2 separate regions of the Homo sapiens genome follow, and region 1 is linked to region 2. The links are chromatin loops, found by intact Hi-C in ENCODE. Cell type or tissue: HCT116. All regions are shown on one strand.

What was found. A loop is a pair of places that touch in the nucleus more often than their neighbours do. Peaks named below come from ENCODE experiments on the same cell type or tissue, not always from the same donor. Only the 100,000 strongest peaks of a DNase experiment are listed, where the experiment ranks them.
Region 1: it touches region 2 in a loop (4-fold over the local background); 8 of 110 quality-filtered maps call a loop at or near these places.

Annotation. Positions count from the first base shown.
Region 1 is chr20:45,749,829-45,754,828 of GRCh38, reverse strand. It overlaps the pseudogene SPINT5P. Among named protein-coding and RNA genes, the nearest start is that of SPINT4, 30 kb to the right of the region's middle. In HCT116, no CTCF peak of the experiment used is centred here; no DNase peak of the experiment used is centred here.
Region 2 is chr20:45,543,849-45,548,848 of GRCh38, reverse strand. It overlaps EPPIN-WFDC6 (EPPIN-WFDC6 readthrough), which reads left to right and starts at 1,448. Exons shown (of 5, transcript NM_001198986.2): 1 at 1,448-1,582; 2 at 3,079-3,210. The coding sequence starts at 1,492. EPPIN (epididymal peptidase inhibitor) reads left to right here and starts at 1,448. Exons shown (of 4, transcript NM_020398.4): 1 at 1,448-1,582; 2 at 3,079-3,210. The coding sequence starts at 1,492. In HCT116, a CTCF peak has its summit at 2,592 (motif pointing left); a DNase peak (open chromatin) is centred at 2,598; H3K27me3 peaks cover 2,541 bases.

The DNA.
Region 1 (5,000 bases), 210 kb before region 2:
AGAGTCTCGCCCTGTTGCCCAGGCTGGAGTGTAGTGGCACGATCTTGGCTCATTGCAGCCTCCACCTCCTGGGTTCAAGCGATCCTTATGCCTTGGCCTCCTGAGTAGCTAGGATTACAGGCATGCGCCACCTCCCTGGCTAATTTTTGTATTTTTAGTACAGACAGGGTTTCGCCATGTTGGCCAGGCTGGTCTTGAACTCCTCGCCTCAAGTCATCCACCTGCCTTGGTCTCTTAGTCTCCCAAAGTGCTGGGATTACAGGCGTGAGCCACCATGCCTGGCCACAGGGTACTTCTTGCCTTGTAGAATGAGTTTGGAAGTATTCCCTCTTCAATTTTTTAGAATAATTTGAGTAGAATTTGTATTAATTCTTCTTCAAATATTTGGTAGAATTCAGCAGTAAAACCATCAGGTCCTATGCTTTTCTTTAAAGAGATACGTTTAATTTCTGCTTTCATCTCATTACTCATAGTTGGCCTGTTTAAGTTTTCTGTTTCTTTATGATTCAATTTTGGTAAGTTGTATGTGTCAAATAATTTATCTTTTTAGTTTTCCAATTTGTTGGTGTGTAGTTTTCCATAATAGCCTCTAATGATCCAGGCCGGATGCGGTGGCTCACGCCTGTAATCCTAGCACTTTGGAAGCCTGAGGCGAGTGGATCACCTGAGGTCGGGAGTTCAAGACCAGCCTGACCAACATGGAGAAACCCTGTCTCTACTAAAAATATAAAATTAGCTGGGTGTGGTGGCACATGCCTGTAATCCCAGCTACTCAGGAGGCTAAGGCAGGAGAATCGCTTGAACCCGGGAGGTGGAGGTTGCAGTGAGCTGAGATCGTGCCATTGCACTCCAGCCTGGGCAACAAGAGCAAAACTCCATCTCAGGGGAAAAAAAAAGTCTCTAGTGATTCTTTGTATTTCTGCGGTATCAGTTGTAATGTGTCCTTTTTCATCCCTGATTTTATTTATTTGGTCTTCATTTTTTTCTTGGTTAGTCTAGCTAAAGGTTTGCCAGTTTTGTTATCTTTCCAAAAAAACAACTTTTTGTTTTGTTTATCTTTTGTATTACAATTTTTTTTCTTCTCCCCACCACCTTTTTTTTTTTTTTTTTGAGACAAGATCTGGCTCTATCGCCCAGGCTGGAGTGCAGTGGTGCCATCTCGGCTCATGCAACCTCTGTCTCCTGGCTGAGGCCGGCATCCTACCTTAGCCTCCCAAGCAGCTGGGACTACAGGCATGTACCACCATGCCTTGCCAATTTTGTATTTTAAGTAGAGATGGAGTTTTGCCGTGTTGTCCAGGCTGGTCTTGAACTTGTGAACTCAAGCAATCCGCCTGTTTTGGCCTCCCAAAGTGCTGGGATTACAGGCATGAGCCACTGGACCTGGCCTTTTGTATTATTATTATTATTATTATTTTTTGAGGTGGAGTTTCGCTCTTGTTGCCCAGGCTGGAGTGCAATGGCATGATCTTGGCTCACTGCAACTTCTCCCTCTTGGGTTCAAGTGATTCTCCTGCCTCAGCCTCCCAAGTAGCTGGGACTACAGGCATGCGCCACCACACCTGGCTAATTTTGTATTTTTAGTAGAGATGGGGTTTCACCACGTTGGCCAGGCTGGTCTCGAATTCCTGACTTCAGGTGATCCACCCACCTTGGCCTCCCAAAGTGCTGGGATTACAGGTGTGAGCCATCGGGCCTGGCCATCTTTTGTATTTTTTTAATAGACAAGTTTTGCTGTGTTGCCCAGGCTGGTCTCAAACTCCTGGCCTCAAGTGATCCTCCTGCCTTGACCCCCTAAAGTTCTGGGATTATAGGCGTGAGTCACTACGCCTACTCTTTGGGGCTTTTTAAATGAGAAATCAGAATCTTCTTAAACCACTTTTAATTTCCATCTCATATGTAATGGGATCTTTTCCTTTCAGTTTCTCCAGTGGTAAGATATGACTCAGGGGAAGAGGCTAGAGTCAGAACCAAAATCTTTTCATTCTGTCTTTGGTTTGTACTCTGAGGTTTTGGTTTATATTTTTATCTTTGTTACTCTTCTATCTGTGACTTTCTCCTCAAAATATCTCACTTGAATTTAATGTGAAATCCACTTGGGTTTCTTGTGGATTTGTGTCCTGTATTAGTCCTTGGGTATGTGGTTTTCTATGAAGGTCTGCAATGCACATATATCTTTGGGCCTTTTTACTAATCTTTGTGGGTAATTATAAAATATTCCTTCAGCACTACAGACAGTACACACATACCTTTTTCTTAGATGCAAATATAGGATTGATTGAGAAAGAAACTTGGGCAATTACTCAAGTGCCCAGAAGAAATCTGAAAACTTGAGGCTAGAATGAACTTTGGGTCATCATTGTCGGTAATTCTTTGTCTCCAGAGAATATTTTACTTATATTAATTCTTTGGACTAGACTATAGTTTTGAAAGACTTAAAAAATTGCACTTGAATCTTGTTTATGTAACACTGTTTTTTACAGTAATCAGAGGAAGGAAAATCTTCAGAATCCATGAATAGGCACCATGACATTCAGGCCCAAGACACAGCATGGTCTGAGATTCTAGACTTTGCCTCAATACCTAGAAGCTACCAGAACATTCTTGTTTCCTTTGTCCCTTTTTTGCACAGGAGTAATTCCTGGAAGCAGAACTAGGTGACATCTTTAACACATACTTTTTGCTAATTCCCATGATTTCTCCTAGGATATGCCCATAATTCAGGATTAGGGGTTGCCAGTGTTGAGATCGAGCTAGAATACCCACAAGTGGCTTCACTCTGAGCTTCAGTTTATTCTACTGTTTATGGCCCTTAGAACACTGGCATAAGCTATTTATATCAATAGATTCATTTGTGAGGCTTAGTCCTTGACAAGAATATGAATAAGACAGAGAAGAAGGGAGTGGCCCTTCATGCTCTGAGAGTAGAGGTTCACTTTGGTTCAAGACTCATAGCTCTCAGCTGTAAAGTCACAATTTCCATATGGCTTGTAGCTAGGGCACTGAAGATATTTCCCTAGAATATGATCACTTTTGTGGGTTGAATGCCCTTTGATTTGGAGCAGGTGAAAGAATTTAATAATGATTATCTTGGTGCCACCTACATGCAAATCCCACTGAAGTCAGTGACAAAATACAGAAAGAAACTCAGTTTTGGCATGTCATGCCGAGGAGATATCAATAATGATTGCCTTTACATACACTGATGCATTACATGGATAGGTTGGTCCCTGCAGAGAGGTCATTTGCAGTATATGTTGGAAGAATCTAGAATGGGAGAGATGAATAAATTCAGACCAGAGCTGACATACAGAAAATTTTCAGTTAAAGTTTTATATATCTAATTAGTATGAAAGGTAAACCTGGGCAAGGAAATTAGAAAGAATTCAGAATTCAAAAATCTTTTAGAAATAATCCAATTTATTTTCTCAGAATAACTTTGGCATGATTTTTCATAGAGCATACTCCTTTTTCCTTGTTTCCTCCTTCTGTCATATTAAGGCCCTATTGACTTTGGTCCCTGTTAATGAATAAATAAATTTAGAGATTATTATGGCCATTGGTATCAATAAGGACCCAAACAATGGGTCCTTAACATCTCAGCAGAACTTCACAGCTCTCTTTAATACTAATATTCCTCCTGACCCATGCATCTATCCATAAAATATTAATGGGCAAACATAGTACTAGACTTTGAGAATATACAGATGAATAAAGTGATATCTCTGCTCTTGCGTGTAAGACCATTGTTTAGCTATTCTTTATAGTGGATACTAAACCATGATCCTTGTCTTCTCCTACTCTTCTGACATTCTCATAGCTTTCCATTTAACTGTGAAACAATAAGATGTTGAACACAATCTCAAAAAGCTGATGCCATCCTGGTAGTACTGAGATGCTGGTGGGGAGCTAGGAGCTCTGGATCCATGTCCTTCTTCTGAGTGAATTTGGGCAAATCAGTAGCCTCTCTGAGCTTTATTTTTATTTTTATTTTTATTTTTTTGAGACAGAGTCTCGTTCTTGTTGCCCAGGATGGAGTGCAGTGGCATGATCTTGGCTCACTGCAACCTCTGCCTCCTGGGTTCAAGCGATTCTCCTGCCTCAGCCTCCTGAGTAGCTGGAATTACAGGTGTGTGCCACCGTGCCCAGCTAACTTTTTGTATTTTTAGTAGGGAAGGGGTTTCACCATGTTAGCCAGGATGGTCTTGATCTACTGACCTCATGATCCGCCCGCCTCAGCCTCCCAAAGTGCTGGGATTACAGGCATAAGCCACCGCGCCTGGCTATCTATATCTATCTGTCTGTCTGTCTGTCTGTCTGTCTGTCTGTCTGTCTATCTATCTATCTATCTATCTATCTATCTATCTATCTATCTAAATGGAAGTCTTGCTGTATTGCCCAGGCTGGTCTTGAATGCTGGGCTCAAGTAATCTTCTTGCCTCAGCTTCCCAAGTAGCTGGGACTACAGGTGCACACCACTGTGCTTGGCTGAACTTCAATTTTCACAATTTCAAGAATGTTATTAAACTAAGTTACCTGAAAAACTTATGCCTATGACTGATTATAGTGACATTTAAGTGACCTGAGAAATTAATACCTATGACAGGCTATCCCTAACTTAGGTATAATTTCTTGCCTCCCTGCTCATTGCCCTTGCCTTTCATTTCCTTTTTCCTTAAAAAGCTTTGATCCCTAGTGTTTGGTGTCATTGAGGGTTGGGTAAGATATCCAGAGACTTACTTTTCAGTAATACACATTTTTTCACAGAAATATTTCTGTTTAAAGTTGTTTCTGTTGCCTCCACAGCCACTGAAGACAAAGGGCTCACATAAAAATGTCAAAGTGTTGTAGTAGAATCTGGTCAAATATGAATTACAGGTGCCCTTCTTCAGAGGATAGTTGCAGTATTCTGTGAATGAGAATTCCAGAGTCAGGTTTTCTTTACTACTCTTTTGGCATTCTTGTTCTCACAGGCTCAGACTACTAAAACTTCCAACCCA
Region 2 (5,000 bases):
GTCATCTCTACTAAATATACAAAAATTAGCTGTGCATGGTGGTGCATGCCTGTAATCCCAGCTACTTGGGAGGTCGAGGCACGAATTGCTTGAACCGGGAAGGTGGAGATTGCAGTGAGCCGAGATTGTGCCACTGCACTCCAGCCTGGATGACAGAGCAAGAATGTTTTTAAAGAAAAAAAAGAAAAGAAAAGAAAAGAAAGGAAAGGAAAGGAAAGGAAAGGAGAAGAGAAGAGAAGAGGAAAGGAAAGGAAAGGAAAGGAAAAGAGAAGAAAAGAAAAGAAGAAAAAAGAAAAGAAAAATTTGATTCGGTAGTCTCTTCAAGTGAGATTGTCAAGTTGGTGGCATGGGATTCTTACGGCGGCTGTCTGTGATCCTAAATTTTGTGACCATATAGTCACTCTCTGATAATAAGGCTGTCTTTGTCTGGCCTCTGTCTGTCATGTAGGAAAATTTGGAGAACAAACTTGGCCCAAAAGGGTAACTCCTAGTTAGAGAAGAAAACGGGAGCCCTCGGGATAACATTTACTCTGTAAAGAGTGTCTCTCTTCTTCCCAGGACTGGCTGAGTGGCCAGTGTAGATTCCATGGCTGTAGGAAAGGAAAGCTGTCCAAGTTCCCCAGCACCTCTTTCCCACAGCTCCTCTAGCAGCCCAGTTAGAATCCCCAAAGTCTGCTGTGTTACTGAACTTTATTCCACTGCAGTCTCCCAGGCAAGTCCCTTCACTTCATAGTTCCTCAGACATCAAGGAGCTGGCAGTGATGATAAAGGCTCCCTCTAAGCTCTGATATCCTCTCTTGCTCTCAGAGCAACAAAACTTTGAGAAACATTCTCTGAAGACTCTGCTATCAGCCTGATTCCTCCCCTACACCCTGCTCTGTGGCAAATCTGTATTCTTTGGCCTTAGTCAACGAATATGAGTGAACCAAAGATACAATAAAAGACAGAAGGATGGGAGGAAACTGTGGGAGAGGGAGAAAGGAACACAGAGACCATGGGGAAAGAGAAACAGTAGACTTAGGCACAGAGAGGCACAGATAAACAATGAGATACCAAGAGACCGACAGAGACACATTGTCAGAGACAAGCAGAAGGAGTGTGCTAGTAAGTGTGCACGTACGATGGAAAATGAATGAAGAATGAGGACATTCCACCACTCTCCAAGTTATCAAGATGAAGACCCAAGATGGTGGCATTCACTCTGAAGGTAGCCTGGAAAGTGGGAGACACGCTTTGCCCACTCCCTGTGGTTGACTAGAGCCCCCAGCCCAGTGCAGCCTAGGGGTGTAAGGATCAAGATCCATTCAATAAGAGACCCTTCCTCCCAAGCTGTGAGCTGTGGGTGCCAGTTAGTCCCATTTGTGACCTTGGGAACTTAGTGTTCCCAGCAAGAAAGGGGGTGGCTGGCTTGTCTCCAGTTCTTATATCCAAGGTGCAGCAGCTGAGCATTCCAAATTCGGGAACCACCAGAAAGGCTGGCCTCTCTTCAACATGGGATCTTCTGGACTTTTGAGCCTCCTGGTGCTATTCGTCCTCTTAGCGAATGTCCAGGGACCTGGTCTGACTGATTGGTTATTTCCCAGTAAGTATTGGCCTCAGCCCTTACCCTAGAGAGAGGGGAGTTTGCTGGGAGGAAGGAACAGGGAAGAACTCTTCAGATGTGGGTTGCTTTCCACCATCTTAGCCCAGGTCCCGGGTTGGGAGAGGAGAGAGATATTTGTAAGATCCCTCCTGTGTAAGATTCCTTCTGGGAATGCAGTAACCCCAACTTAGGCAATCCCCACTTTCAGCTCCTTTGAAGTGGAGGGTCTTTATCAAGCAGGTGGAGGAGAGTCACAGGATCTAGCTTTCAGGGGAGTCGCTACAGGAATCCGGGAAACCAAGGGACCTTCTCCTTACCCCACAAGCAAAACAGGCCCCTTCCTTGAGGCATCATCTCTATCCACTCTTGGTTCTTTCAAATGTAGTCCCATAAAGTGTCCCTGTATCCCTAGGGGTTCCCTAACTTTGAGATAAAGGACAGCATCCAGAAGTCTCTTTAAACTTAAGACACATTAGTTGTGGAATATTAATTCCATGACTATAATGTAACAATGATCATTGGTATCATTTGCTGAACACTCAGGAAGTAAGGATTTCTGAAAAGGGATTTCTAAAACAACAGAGGGATCTGGAATCAGACTTAGTGGGTTCAAATCTTGGTAGCCCTGTAATCTTGGGCAAGTTACTTAAATTTCATGGGTCTCAGTTTCCGCATGTGTAAAATGGGGATATTAATAGAACTTCCTTCATAGAGCAATTATAAAGATTAAATGAGATCATACATTTAAAATGCTTAGAAGAGTGCTCGGCTTATGGTAAATACTTAGCAAATGTTAGATAATATGACTGTGCATCAGTTACTTTGATTAGGGCTTTATATACTTTGTCTCATTGTTTTCTCACAAAATCCGTAAGGGCAAAATGATTTTACAGATGATGAAACCAAGGTTCAGAGAGGGTCAGAATTCAGACCAAGTCAGAATTCAAAATCTAAACTGGCTCCGGGGTAAGTGATACTAATTGCTGTATAATACTACCACCTAGAGGAACTTCCAAACATGGATTCCTCAACAAGGCCAAAAAGACCGCATTGGCTTACATCAGTGGCCCACAATGGTGTGATTTTGCCTTCCAGGGGACCTTTGCAGTGCCTGGAGACATTTTCAGTTGTTACAATCAGGGGTGCTACTGGATTCTGATGGGAAGAGGCCTGGGATGCTGCTAAACATCCTACAATCCCCAGTTCAGCCCCCCAAACAAAGAATTATCCAGCCCAAATATCACCAGTGGTTGAGAAATTCTGCCTTAGATGGGATGGAGCTGGGGGGTGGGAATAGAGGGAGGAGAGGTCACTGGGGAGTGGTGGGGGTGTAGGCAGTAGGGAAATGAGTGAGGCTGCCCTGAGGAAAAGAACTCCTGGGGGCAAGCAAACTGAAAGCAAACTTCCCTGACTCTCTAGAATTGCCTTGTGTCTGGCAAAGTGGGGAGACACTATGCTCTCTAAGGCACACGGGTGTAAAACCGCTCTTTCCCTAGGGAGATGTCCCAAAATCAGAGAAGAATGTGAATTCCAAGAAAGGGATGTGTGTACAAAGGACAGACAATGCCAGGACAACAAGAAGTGTTGTGTCTTCAGCTGCGGAAAAAAATGTTTAGATCTCAAACAAGGTAATATTCAGAGCTGCAGAATAACCAACCCCTCCTCCCCCTGTCCTCACCTTCTGCCTTCCTGGACTGGCTTTGTGCCCTGATCGCTGAGGGCTGGTCTCTGGCAAAACTGCTGGACTTGGGAGACCTGCGATTTAGATTCATTACTGTGCCAAATATGGTGTGTGCCATTAGGAATGACCTTATCCTATCAGGTAATGTCTGAGACTCAGTTTCCCAGAACAAATCATTGGTGAATCAGTGGCATTGAATCAGATTCTTTTGGCTATTTGGATACCTGTCACTCTTATAATTTTTTGAGCTCCCAGGTGGCCATCGTTGCCCTAACATATGCTGCAAGTGATAAATTAAGCAATTTATATTTCCCAACTTTTTTGCTATGGAGTGACCACCTCTCTGCCTACACAAATCCAACTTTGCACCAAAACGCCTCTCCTGACTGCTCCAGAACAGAGGGTTTCTCCTTTCTGCTGCATCTTAGTTTCATGCCCATCACCCTGGGATGCAAAAAGACTATCAAAGATTCTGTTTTTATTCATTCAACAAATACTGATTGAGTGCCTCTGAGACCCACAATAGGATTTGGTCTCAGTGTGGTCAGGGGGGTTGGGATTGCCTTCTTTGAGAAAGAAAATCTGGGGTTGAGTTGAGAAAGATGGGTAATGTTTTAGGCAAAAAGTGGGTGGAGGGGTTTTCCAGGCACAGGCAGTAGCATGCACAAAGGCTCAGTGGTGGGGCCTTGGGAGTCCAGAACGCAGAGTGAGCACGAGCATGGTACAAGGAAAACAGATTCTGGGTGGGCAGAGATCAAACAATTCAGGTATGGTGGGCCAGATTAAAGAGTCTTGCCTGGATCCCAAGGGCTATGGCAATCCACCGAGGCGGGGCATCATATGACCAGGTTCATACTACATCTATCGAGTTTAAAATAGGAGGAACAGAGTATCTTAAAGGACTTCAAGATGATAGAAATGGTGGCCGGAACTAGAGGTAGCTGAGGGGATGAAGAAGAGTAGGACCTGCTTGAAAGAAAGAGTAGGACATAGGAGGCAAAGTGAACAGGACTTGACAGAGAAGTAGAGTGGGCAGGTTAGGGGGCTAAGTCACTCATATGCCAGCAGGTAAGGATTCTGAATTCAGCCATCCTGAGTTCAACTCTTACCTCCAGTTTTTACGAGCCTTTTTGTCTTGGATAAATTAACAACTTTCCCTCACTGTGAGTCAGTTTCCTCAGATAATAAAAGGATCAGTGTAAAAGATTATTTTGAGGATCCAATTGATCTGCATGATGTGATTAGAGTTATGCCTGGCACACAGTAGCCACCTGATACCTATTCGCTTATTTGTAATTCTTGGCTAAGGGCTCCTAAATAGCAGAGATCATGCCTTTTCTCTGTTCCTTGAAGCATTGAGCACATAATAGGTGCTCAATGAATAATTTATTCAGTTCAGATCAGGATACATTTCGTTTATCCTCAACGTTCCATAAGGTTCTGTACTGTGCCAGGCTACCTGTTAGGAATTGGGATGCCAAGATGAAAGCAGATACACTAGAAACTCACTCCCTGCTCACTAGAAACTCACAGCCTCAGGGATGAGACTGAAGATATAAACAAATGAAAAATGAATGCACAAGACTCTGAAGCAAGGTGTGGCAGTGAGGAATGTAGAATGGGGTCAAGAGTGACATCACAGCAGTTGATGTCTGAGAAAGGTTTTGAAGTAAGAAGAGTGTCACTGTGAGCAGTGCAAAGGGATGGAGGTATAGAGGTAGCACGGTGTGTTGAGTA